Linked DNA regions of Homo sapiens: region 2 is linked to region 1. Evidence: chromatin loops called from intact Hi-C (ENCODE). Cell type or tissue: PC-9. All regions are shown on one strand. Each heading gives the region's core, and the rest is flanking DNA. Links, peaks and the distances in the headings are about the cores only.

Region 1 (5,370 bases), core at 154-5,153:
GCTTTCCTCAACCCCTGCACCATTGATTGACCTTGGACTCTGCCTCAGGGCAGAAATCATCACCATCTCACCTTCTTCCCCTTTACCCTGTTCAGGAAAGAAAGAACCGAACCGAGGGCCCAGAGAGCAAGTTTATTTGGTGAATGCTGACGGCAAACATCATCCAAGAGAGACAAGATGGGAAAGTTGCTGAGACAAGAAAGCCTAGGGAAACTTTAGGCTAGATACAAAATTCACACAGGGAAAGGCACGGACTCTGGGGAGACTGGGAAGGTCCTCAGCCATTCAGCACCATGCGGACGAGCTCTGTGGAAAGGAAAGGTGGGATGAGCCAGGGAACAGGGCTGTGGAGGGGTACGCCAAGGGCCAGGGGACTACCAGACTGCAAAGGTAGCATAAGCGGGAACATGCCCACAGCAACCAACCCTGGGGTCAGTTTGCAGAGGAGCCACCTTGAGTCTGACCAGTTCTCCATGCCCCTAGCTCCCCTCCCAGCAGCTGTTAGTCCCCCACCCAAACCTAAGCAGCAAGAACACAGCAGAGGCAGAAAAGTTCTCCACTACACCTACAGCTACTGTCAGCCACTGGCGGGAGGAGAGGACAGAGTTTTGGGTTAGGGTACCTCCAAGCTGCCCAGCGAGGGAAGGGGAAAGGACTGTTCAGCTATAGCAGCAGAATGGGGCAGGCAACCCATACCCCTCTATGCCAGCTACCCATGCTCCAGGGCCAGAAGGTCACCCTAAAGCAAGACTGGTATACAGGCTGGTGAGAGTTCCCAGACACCAGCACCCAGGGCCGCATAAGTAAAACCTCAGGGCCCATTCTAGAGGTAAGGAGGTACTGTACCCCCAGGTTGTCTTCCTCTTTGAGGAATCCCTCCCCTCCCTAGTCAGCTCCATGCAGAAACATGCCAGGAGGAAGTCAGATGGTAGTAGGGTAAGGGCAGGGGATAAAGAGCACAGGTTGGGGAAAAAAGAAACACTGGGGAGATCAACTAGAGGAGAGGCTGGGAGGAGCCGTACCCGCCCCATGGGCCCGTCACCCCGACAGGATATGCCTCACAAACGCTGCAGGAAGGAAGAGACATTCATGGTGAAGACAAGACAAAGACATGGGGTGAGGGGTCAGGCAGTGGGGACAGACATTCCATTATTTCACTTCTCATTCCTTCCCACCCTCTACAATACTACCCCCTTCCTTTCCTGTTATACCGCCCTGACCTCCCACTCCTGGGCTGGGCTGGGCAGGGCCCTGCACCTTGCCTCCTGGCTCTTTTTGGAGCCCAAGTCCAGGGATAGGGAAAGCCCCAGACACTATACTTGACCTGCCCCATATGGCTGCTTTCTCTGAGAAAGCGCAGTTCACCTCTTACCTTCATAGTTGATACAACCATTGCTGTCCTCATGCCCTGCCACCAGCATCTCTACTTCTTCCTCTGTCATCTTCTCACCTGCAGGGGGAAAGAAAGCATTTTTGGAATTGGGTGACAAGTGAGGTACCTCAGGGTGCCATCTCAGCTCAAGGACAAGGACACAGAACCTTACCCAGTGTGACAAGAACATGCCGGATTTCAGCACCCATGACGGTGCCATTTCCTTCCTTGTCAAACACCCGAAGTCCTTCGACATAATCCTCATAGGTGCCCTGGTCCTTGTTCTTGGCCACTGTCTGCAGCATGGGCAGAAAGTGCTCAAAGTCCAGCACCTTCACATTCATCTCTGCCATAAAGGAGGTGGAAGTGTCAGGCCAGAGAAGTAACACAAGTTCTCAGGACAGGGGATTATAGAGACCTCAACTGAACAGAGAGATGACAGATGACTCCCCACTAAAAGCAAGGAAATCCATGGGATTTGCTAATCCAGACTTGCTTGAGTTTGGGGCCTATGAAGATAAAGGGAAGCTCTTAGCTGAAGAACTGTGGGCCCATGACCACACTGAGGAGTTGTTCTTTAGGCCCCTCACCATCACTCTTGGGGTTCCCCAGGACCTTGAGCACCTCGGCGTTGGTAGGGTTCTGGCCCAGGGCCCTCATCACATCCCCACACTGGCTGTACAGGATCTTGCCATCACCTGTTCGGTCAAACAGCTGGAAGGCCTCCTTGAACTCTGAGGATTCAGATGAATGTCAACACAGGATTTGAGGGTTAATCCAAACCCTACCTCAGAGCTCTGCTGCCCATTCAACTTTGATCATGCTGAGGAAACGAGATATCTGCACCAAACTGTACACCAAAGTCTACTTAAGAGGGCTCTATTTCTCTTCCTCCCAACTCAAGTGTTCTATATAGAGGCTTCCTCCCCTTCTGGCAGCCTGGTAACATCCATTTACACAACCCCTCTGCCTGCGGCAGGCCTGCCAATCTCCACTGCTGCTACTACACTTCTCAGGGCAGGAATTCGCCACCGCCCAGTCTCAGTCCTGTCCTTATAAGGAAGTGGGAGCAGCAGCCTGGGACTAGGGTCATCCCAACCTGCCACTTCGCACCCCTCCAGTATAAAGAGAACTTCCAGAGGGTATAGCTACAGTCATATCCTTAGCAAACTCCCCTGTCTTGTCCCCATCTGCACAGAATATCAGGTCACTGCTCTACAATCTTCACAACTGCAAGCTGGGAGGGCGGGGACAGTTATCACAAGAGGAGAAAAGAGGCAGAAGTAGCTGATTAAAGGACAAAGGAAAGCAGGCAGCTTTATACACCCTCCCGAGACCCCACACACAGCAGGCATTAAGTGACCAAGTTTTTTCACATACCCACACCACCTAAAACTCACCCAGTGCTTGGGATCAGATCTAGAGTGGAAGGGGAGGGAGGAAGAAAGTGAGAAAAGAAAATGGAGGATCCAGAAGAAGAGAAAATAATCCAGGGGGTAATCTCATGGGGGTGCTAAAGAGATGACAGATTAAGATTAGAGGATAGGTGCTGGGGGGAGGGTGTCCCTCTCCCTAAGGGTGACCTCGGTAGGGATCAGAGATAACCTACCTGCGGTCTGGTCTTCGGTGAAGTCACACTGCTCAGAGAAGAGGGAAGTGGTCAGCATCTGAACGCCAATCCCCCGAGTTTCTATCCCAGCCCCACAAACTCTGACCCACAAACTCTGACCCACAAACTCCTGTTTCAGGCTGCAGACTCGCTTCCCCGCAGGGCCCCAGTCTTTCCAACCCCACCTCCAACCTTTCGGGTCCTCAGATTCCCTTTGCCTCCTACCCCTGCCTTCTCCTCGCCCCCCACCCGTCTCTTCCTGCCTCTCGTCCCCAATCCTGCCCGTCTCCCAAGACCTGGGCCCCACCATCTTGACTGCTCAGCTCTCCGGGACCTTTTCCTGCAGTAATGGCTCCGACTCTCGGCCCAACCCTAGTCTTAGTACGTCCCGATGACGTCACCCTCAGAGGACTCAGCCAATAGGAACCGTGGCCTGGGTTTATGCAGACGATTGCTACATTAGTAATGACTTGGGCGGGGTCCGCTGTTCCTTTCTCCAGCGCCACCTGGGCACAGAACCCGCTCGGAGGTGGGGGGGGTCGTGGGGGGAGGTGGGGGGGCGGGGGTCGTGGGGGGACGTGGGCTGGGGCACAATGAATCTGCACCTCCCAACAGCAGGAAGATCAGAGGATTGGAAGAGGAGAGAGCCCTCTTTTCCCGCCCTCTCCTCCTAGCACCCTCCCCGTCTCCCGCTGCTCCCCCAACCATGAAAAAAATAGCAGTCTGAAACCAAGAGAGGAACCCAGTCTTTATTTTGAAACAATAGGTGGCCTCCTGGTGGCTGGAACGTGCTTTCGCCTGCGGGGCCCAGTGTCCGGACCCCACTGGATCTGTGGAAAAAAACCAAAGTTGCGAAGCGCTGGAGCCCGTGCAGCAACCGGACAGCAGAATGAACTCCGCTGCTTTTCTATGTTGGCTGAGAGAAGGGCGGGAGACTTGCCTCGTAAGGCGCGGCGAAGGGGTGGGAGGGCCCTACCTGCAGCACTCAGACGCTTAGGATGTGTTTCAAGAAGGCTGCAGAGAGAGGAGGCAAGAGGGGCTTCAGAAGCAGGCCTTTGGATAATACATCTGACTCTAGGTAATCCAGGGGTGCCCCCGCCCACACGCGGCAAGACGCCAGGCTGCCCTCCTCCCTCGGCCCCGCTCCCGCTTTTTTGTCCCCTCACCCTCGTAGTTGATGCAGCCGTTGCTGTCCTCGTGTCCTGCCAGAACGGTCTCCACCTCCTCCTCAGTCATCTTCTCTCCTGAATCCCAGACACAACGTCTGAGGCCCTCCTTTCCCTCCTTCACTCACCCAGGCCACGCTTTTCCTTTTTTTTTTTGAGACGGAGTTTCGCTCCTGTCGCTCAGGCTGGAGTGCAGTGGAGCGGAGCGATCTCGGCTCACTGCAACCTCCGCCTCCCGTGTTCACGCGATTCTCCTGCCTCACCCTCCCGAGTAGCTGGGATTACAGGCGCCCGGCTAATTTTTTGTATTTTTGGTAGAGACGAGGTTTCGCCATGTTGGGCAGGCTGCTCTCAAACTCTTGACCTCAGGTCATACACCTGCCTCGGCCTCCCAAAGTGCTAGGATTACAGGCGTGAGCCACCGCGCCTGGCTTTTTCCATATATTTTTGTAAACAACAATATAAACATAACAATTGTAATTTTTTTTTTTTTTTTTTGAGATAGGGTCTCCCTCTGTCACCCAGGCTGGAGTGCAGTGACATCATCATGGCTCACTGCAACTTCCACCTCCTGGGCTCCAGTGATTCACATCGGCCTTCGAAGTAGCTGGGACTACAAGCGTGCACCACCACGCCTGGCTAATTTTTAAATTTTTTTGTAGAGACATGGTTTTGCCATGTTGCTCAGGCTGGTCTCGAACTCCTGAGCTCAAATGATCTGCCCATCTCGGCCTCCCAAAATGCTGAGATTACAGGTGTGAGCCACCACGCCCAGCCTTGTACTTTTTTTTTTTTTAAATAGAGATAGAATCTCACTACGTTGCCCAGGCTGGTCTCGAACTCCTGGGCTCAAGCGATCCTCCTGCCTTGGCCTCCCAAAGTGCTAGGATTACAGGAGTGAGCCACTGCTCCCGGCCAGCCCATGCTGTTTTGCTTTTTTTTAAACTGAGTCTTGCTCTATCACCCAGGCTGGAGTACAGTGGCACGGTCTCGGCTCACCGCAACCTCCACCTCCCGGGTTAAAGCGATTCTCCTGCCTTAGCCTACCAAGTAGCTGGGATTACAGGCACCCGCCATCATGCCTGGCTAATTTTTGTGTTTTTAGTAGAGACGAGGTTTCACCATGTTGGCCAGGCTGGTCTTGAACTCCTGATCTCAAGTGATCCGCCTGCCTCGGCTTCCCAAAGTGCTGGGATTACAGGCTTGAGCCACCGTGTCTGGCC
Region 2 (5,370 bases), core at 371-5,370, 110 kb after region 1:
TACTCCAGGAGACTGATGCAGGAGAATCGCTTGAACCCAGGAGATGGAGGTTGCAGTGAGCCGAGATCGCGCCACTGCACTCCAGCCTGGGCGACAGAGCGAGACTGCATCTCAAAAATAAAAAATAAAATAAATAAATAAATAAATAAATAAATTTAATGTAGCCTAAGTGTACAGTCTTTATAAAGTCAATGGTAGTATACAGTTATATCCTAGGCCTTCACATTCACTCACTACTCACTGACTCACCCAGAGCAGCATCTAGTCTGGCAAACTCCATTTATGGTAAGCACCCCATGCAGGTGTACCATTTTTAATCTTTTTTTTTTTTTTTTTGAGACACAGTCTCACTCTGTCACCCGGGCTGGAGTGCAGTGGTGTAATCTTGGCTCACTGCAACCTCCGCCTCCTGGGTTCAAGCGATTCTCCTGCCTCAGCCTCCGGAGTAGCTGGGGTTACAGCCGCCTGCCACTATGCCTAGCTAATTTTTTGTATTTTTAGTAGAGATGGGGTTTCACCATGTTGGTCAGGCTGGTCTCAAACTCCTGACCTCGTGATTCACCTGTCTCAGCCTCCCAAAGTGCTGGGATTACAGGCGTAAGCCACTGCGCCCTGCCCATTTATTTATTTATTTATTTATTTATTTATTTATTTATTTATTGAGACAGAGTCTCACTCTGTCGCCCAGGCTGGAGTGCAATAGTGCGATTTCGGCTGACTGCAAACTCTGCCTCCCGGGTTCAAGTGATTCTCCTGCCTCAGCCTCCCGAGTAGCTGGGATTACAGGTGCCCACCACCACACCCAGCTAATTTTTGTATTTTTTGTAGAGACAGGGTTTCGCCAGCTTGGCCAGGCTGGTGTTGAACTCCTGACCTCAGGTGATCCACCCGCCTCAGCCTCCCAAAGTGCTGGGATTACAGGCATGAGCCATCGTGCCCGGCCCATTTATTTGTATTTTTTGAGATAGAGTCTCGCTCTGTTGCCCAGGCTGGAGTGCTGTAGCGTGATCTCGGCTCAGTGCAACCTCTGCCTCCCGGGTTCAAGCAATTCTCTGCCTCAGCCTCCCAAGTAGCTGGGATTACAGGCGCTAACCACCACAACCAGCTAATTTTTTGTATTTTTAGTAGAGATGGGATTTCACCATGTTGGCCAGGCTGGTCTTGAACTCCTGACCTCGTGATCCACCCGCCTCGGCCTCCCAAAGTGCTAGGATTACTGGCGTGAGCCACTGAGCCCGGCCCATTTTTAATCTTTTATGCCATAGTTTTACTGTTCGTTTCCTTCCTTCCTTCCTTCCTTCTTTCCTCCCTCCCTCCCTCCCTCCCTCTTTCTTTCTTTTTTTTCTCAAGATGGAGTCTTGCTTTGTTGCCTAGGCTGGAGTGCAATGGCGCGATCTTGGCTCACTGTAACCTTCGCCTCCAGGGTTAAAGCAATTCTCCTGCCTCAGCCGCACAAGTAGCTGGGACTACAGATACCTGCCACCACGCCTGGCTAATTTCTGTATTTTTAGTAGAGACGGGGTTTCACCATGTTGGTCAGGCTGGTCTTAAACTCCTGGTCTCAAGAAATCAGCCCGCCTCAGCCTCCCAAAGTGTTGGGATTACCAGCATGAGCCACAGTGCCTGGCCTACTGTATCTTTTCTATGTTTAGATACACAAATATCATTATGTTACAATTGCCTACAGCGTTGAGTACAGTAGCATGCTGCATAGGTTGGTAGCCTGGGAGTAATAGACTCTACCATATGGCCTTGGTGTGTAGTAGACTATACCATCTAGGTTTGTGTAAGTACACTCTAAGATGTTCATATGACAAAACTGCCTAAGGATGAATTTCTCAGAACATATCCCTGTTCTTGAGGACACATGACTCTATTTACATATGAGAAAAGAAAGCATATGTCCACACAGACTTTGTACACAAATGTTTGTAGCAAGTTTTTTTTCTTTTTCTTTTTTTTTTTTTTTTGAGTCTCACTCTGTCACGCAGGCTGGAGTGCAGTGGCACGATCTGGGCTCACTGCAACCTCCACCTCCCGGGTTCCGGCAGTTCTCCTGCCTCAGCCTCCCAAGTAGCTGGGATTATGGGCGCCTGCCACCATGCCTGGCTAATTTATATGTTTTTAGTATACACACATATATACTGTGGGATTCCATTTATGTACGATTCTACAATTCTAGAAATGCAAACTAATCTATAGTTGCAGAAAGCAGGTCAGTGGTTGCCTGGGGACAGTGCTGGGAGTGGCAGGATGGTGAGATTACAAAGGAGCAAGAGGCAACTTCTGGGGTGATCTATATGTTAATTATCTTGAGTATGGTGATGGTTTCATGGGTATACACTTGGGTATATGTCAAAACTTCGGCCAGTCGCAGTGGCTCATGCCTGTAATCCCAGCACTTTGGGAGGCGGAGGCAGGCTGATCATGGGGTCAGGAGTTCAAGACCAGCCTGGACAACATGGTGAAGCCCCGTCTCTACTAAAAATACAAAAATTAGTGGGCCTCGTGGCACATGACTGTAATCCCAGCTACTCGGGAGGCTGAGGCAGTATAATTGTTTGAACTTGGGAAGCGGAGGTTGTAGTGAGCCGAGATGGCGCCATTGCACTCCAGCCTGGGTGACAGAGTGAGAGTCTGTCTCAAAAAAACAAACACAAAACTTTTCAAATTGTACACGTTAAATACCTACAATGTATTATACTTCAATTATCCTCAATAAATCTGCAAAAAAACACTGATTTTTTTTTTAAGACTTACAGAGTAAGACTGGGCCAAAAATAGTAACCACTGCCATTTGTAATGTTGCATTATCTGGCAGGTTCTTTTTTTTCTTTTTTTTTTGAGACGGAGTCTCGCTCTGTCGCCCAGGCTGGAGTGCAGTGGCGTGATCTCGGCTTACTGCAAGCCCCGCCTCCCGGGTTCACACCATTCTCCTGCCTCAGCCTCCCGAGAAGCTGGGACTACAGGCACCCGCCACCACGCCCGGCTAATTTTTTTTTTGTATTTTTTAGTAGAGATGGGGTTTCGCCATGTTAGCCAGGATGGTCTCGATCTCCTGACCTCGTGATCCACCCGCCTCGGACTCCCAAAGTGCTGGGATTACAGGCGTGAGCCACCGCGCCCGGCCTATCTGGCAGGTTCTTTGCAAAGTCCTTTGCAAAGATTATTTCATTTAGTTCTCAAAATGTTCTTGTGAAGTGTTTTTAAATTAATTTTTGGAGGTTTAGATAGAGTAACTTGCCCAAAGCTACACACAAAGCTACCAAAGAGCGAAGGAAGGACTCAAACTTAGGTCTGTCAGACTCCGAAGCTGGGCTCTTAACTCCTGCACGACACTGCCCTCTATGGTCATCCCGAGGTACTAACATCAATGAGGCCTGGTTAACTACTCATGACATCATCTTTAACTGTAGCCTGAGAAAGTCACCCAATTTTCTTTTTCTTTTTTTTTTTTTCCAGAAAGAATTTCGCACTTTCGCCAGGCTGGAGTGCAGTGGCATGATCTTGGCTCACTGCAACCTCCACTTCCAGGTTCAAACTATTCTCCTGCCTCAGCTTCCCAAGTAGCTGGGATTATAGGCGCGTGCCATCACGCCCGGCTAATTTTGTATTTTTTAGTAGAGATGGGGTTTCCCCGTGTTGGTTAGGTTGGTCTCAAACTCCTGACCTTAGGTGACCCACCCGCCTCAGCCTCCCAAAGTGTTGGGATTACAGCCGTGAGCCAGGGCGCCTGATCCGGAAGTCACCTTTCATTCAGAGTGCCTGAATCAGGGTAAATAGTGCATTATACTAGAAAAAAGGATGTGTCTTCAGGACTTCTTTCTGGGGTCCAGGGATGTGGGAGGGAGACTGTATTCCTCTTCCCCACCCCAATCGATCTCCTCCTCTCCTAGTGCTCCCCACACCCCTCCCAATGTTTCTGGGCCTATCTCACCTTGCTGCCTTCCCACACATTCTCATATTTCAGAAATGATGAGTCCAACACTGATCTAAGAGAGTAGAGAGAAAAGGTTAGGAAAATAGCCTTGGGAGGCAGCTGTGAAGTCAGGGTCCCTGGGCCTGTAGATAGTGAGTTGGGACTCCAAGTCACACTGCACACTTGGCTTGTGAGCATGATGTTCACCATGGCTCAGTTGCACCTATTCGTGCAGTCACCACCAGAAGCCCAAGCCTCCAGCTCATTCCACGTCTCTCAGATTCTGGTTCTCATGCAGTCCTTTCTGACCCCATTTGCACTCTTCCCCATCTCCTGAAACCCTTTCACAGCTTTCTGGAACCCAGGATTCATCATCAATAAAATCCTCCAAATGCAACATTCCCTTCACCATCTGCTCTGCAGTATAGTCCACAGACCAGTTGCATCACAATCACTTGGGACACTATTAAAATGCAGATTCCTGGCCAGGCGCGGTGGCTCACGCCTATAATCCCAGCACTTTGGGAGGCTGAGGTGGGCTGATCCCTTGAGATCAGGAGTTCAAGACCAGCCTGGCCAACATGGTGAAACCCTATCTCTACTAAAAATACAAAAATTAGCCGGGCATGGTGGCGGGCACCTGTAATCCCAGCTACTGGTAGGCTGAGGCAGGATAATCACTTGAACCCGGGAGGCGGAGGTTGCAGTGAGCCGAGATCGGGCTACCGCACTCCAGCCTGGGTAAGAGAGAGAGACTCCATCTCAAAAACAACAAAGTTTGGGATTATTAAGACGAAAAACTAAGTCAATTCTTACCAGCTAGGTTCTTGAAAGTAGAATCTATGGAGACAATCAAACAACATACTCTGCGCTTAGAATGCAGAGTATGTTGTGAGTTTGTAAACCCACAGAAGAGGTAGTAGTTAGGACCCACGTGACAGGCTGTGACTCTAGACACTTCAAGAGGAATCTTGGATCAGCTCTGTAAGTACACCCACAATCACGATTTACTATTTGAATCTGGTTCTGTTGAGCAAGCTGGACTTTGGGATCACTCAGATTCAGTACCCATTTTTGCCTTGGACCTCTTAATTTTCTTCTATCACTTCCTGTTTACCCTTGGTGTGATCAGGTTGCAAGGGGCACTGATGTCTTGAGACTCCCTGAAGGATATAGATTATCGCCTACATTCAGTGCTCTTACACACTCCGGGTTTGCCACAGATATTCCAGTACAAACACTGGTGTACTGACAGTCAAGTCAGGTCAGCAGTTCTTGTCTCAGATTTCTGTTGGGGAGTGCATTCCAATTAACAGAACCTCCACATTCTAAAATCTCTACCCGTTCCTTAGGCTGGGTGCAGTGGCTCACACCTATAATCCCAGCACTTTGGGAGGCCGAGGCAGGTGGATCATTTGAGGTCAGGAGTTTGAGACCAGCCTGGCCAACAT

What was found. A loop is a pair of places that touch in the nucleus more often than their neighbours do. Peaks named below come from ENCODE experiments on the same cell type or tissue, not always from the same donor. Only the 100,000 strongest peaks of a DNase experiment are listed, where the experiment ranks them.
Region 2: it touches region 1 in a loop (3-fold over the local background); 3 of 110 quality-filtered maps call a loop at or near these places.

What each region holds. Positions count from the first base shown.
Region 1 is chr12:56,156,323-56,161,692 of GRCh38, reverse strand. It overlaps MYL6B (myosin light chain 6B), which reads right to left. Exons shown (of 8, transcript NM_002475.5): 6 at 4,148-4,225; 7 at 3,958-3,995; 8 at 3,711-3,811. The coding sequence ends at 3,967. It overlaps MYL6 (myosin light chain 6), which reads right to left and starts at 3,334. Exons shown (of 7, transcript NM_021019.5): 1 at 3,289-3,334; 2 at 2,982-3,009; 3 at 1,963-2,106; 4 at 1,545-1,718; 5 at 1,373-1,450; 6 at 1,023-1,067; 7 at 114-306. The coding sequence starts at 3,291. The coding sequence ends at 1,039. MYL6B-AS1 (MYL6B antisense RNA 1) reads left to right here and starts at 3,468. Exons shown (of 3, transcript NR_186043.1): 1 at 3,468-3,510; 2 at 3,748-4,059. RefSeq lists enhancers at 1-442, 443-1,065, 2,036-2,105, 2,146-2,215, 4,226-4,335 and silencers at 2,886-3,065, 3,436-3,605. In PC-9, for the core only: a CTCF peak has its summit at 3,770; DNase peaks (open chromatin) are centred at 2,402, 3,382 and 3,742; H3K4me3 peaks cover 3,296 bases; H3K27ac peaks cover 3,049 bases.
Region 2 is chr12:56,045,266-56,050,635 of GRCh38, reverse strand. No RefSeq gene overlaps it. Among named protein-coding and RNA genes, the nearest start is that of RPS26, 6.0 kb to the right of the region's middle. RefSeq lists enhancers at 3,137-3,431, 4,022-4,615 and a cis regulatory region at 3,158-3,532. In PC-9, for the core only: a CTCF peak has its summit at 3,313; a DNase peak (open chromatin) is centred at 3,355; H3K27ac peaks cover 910 bases.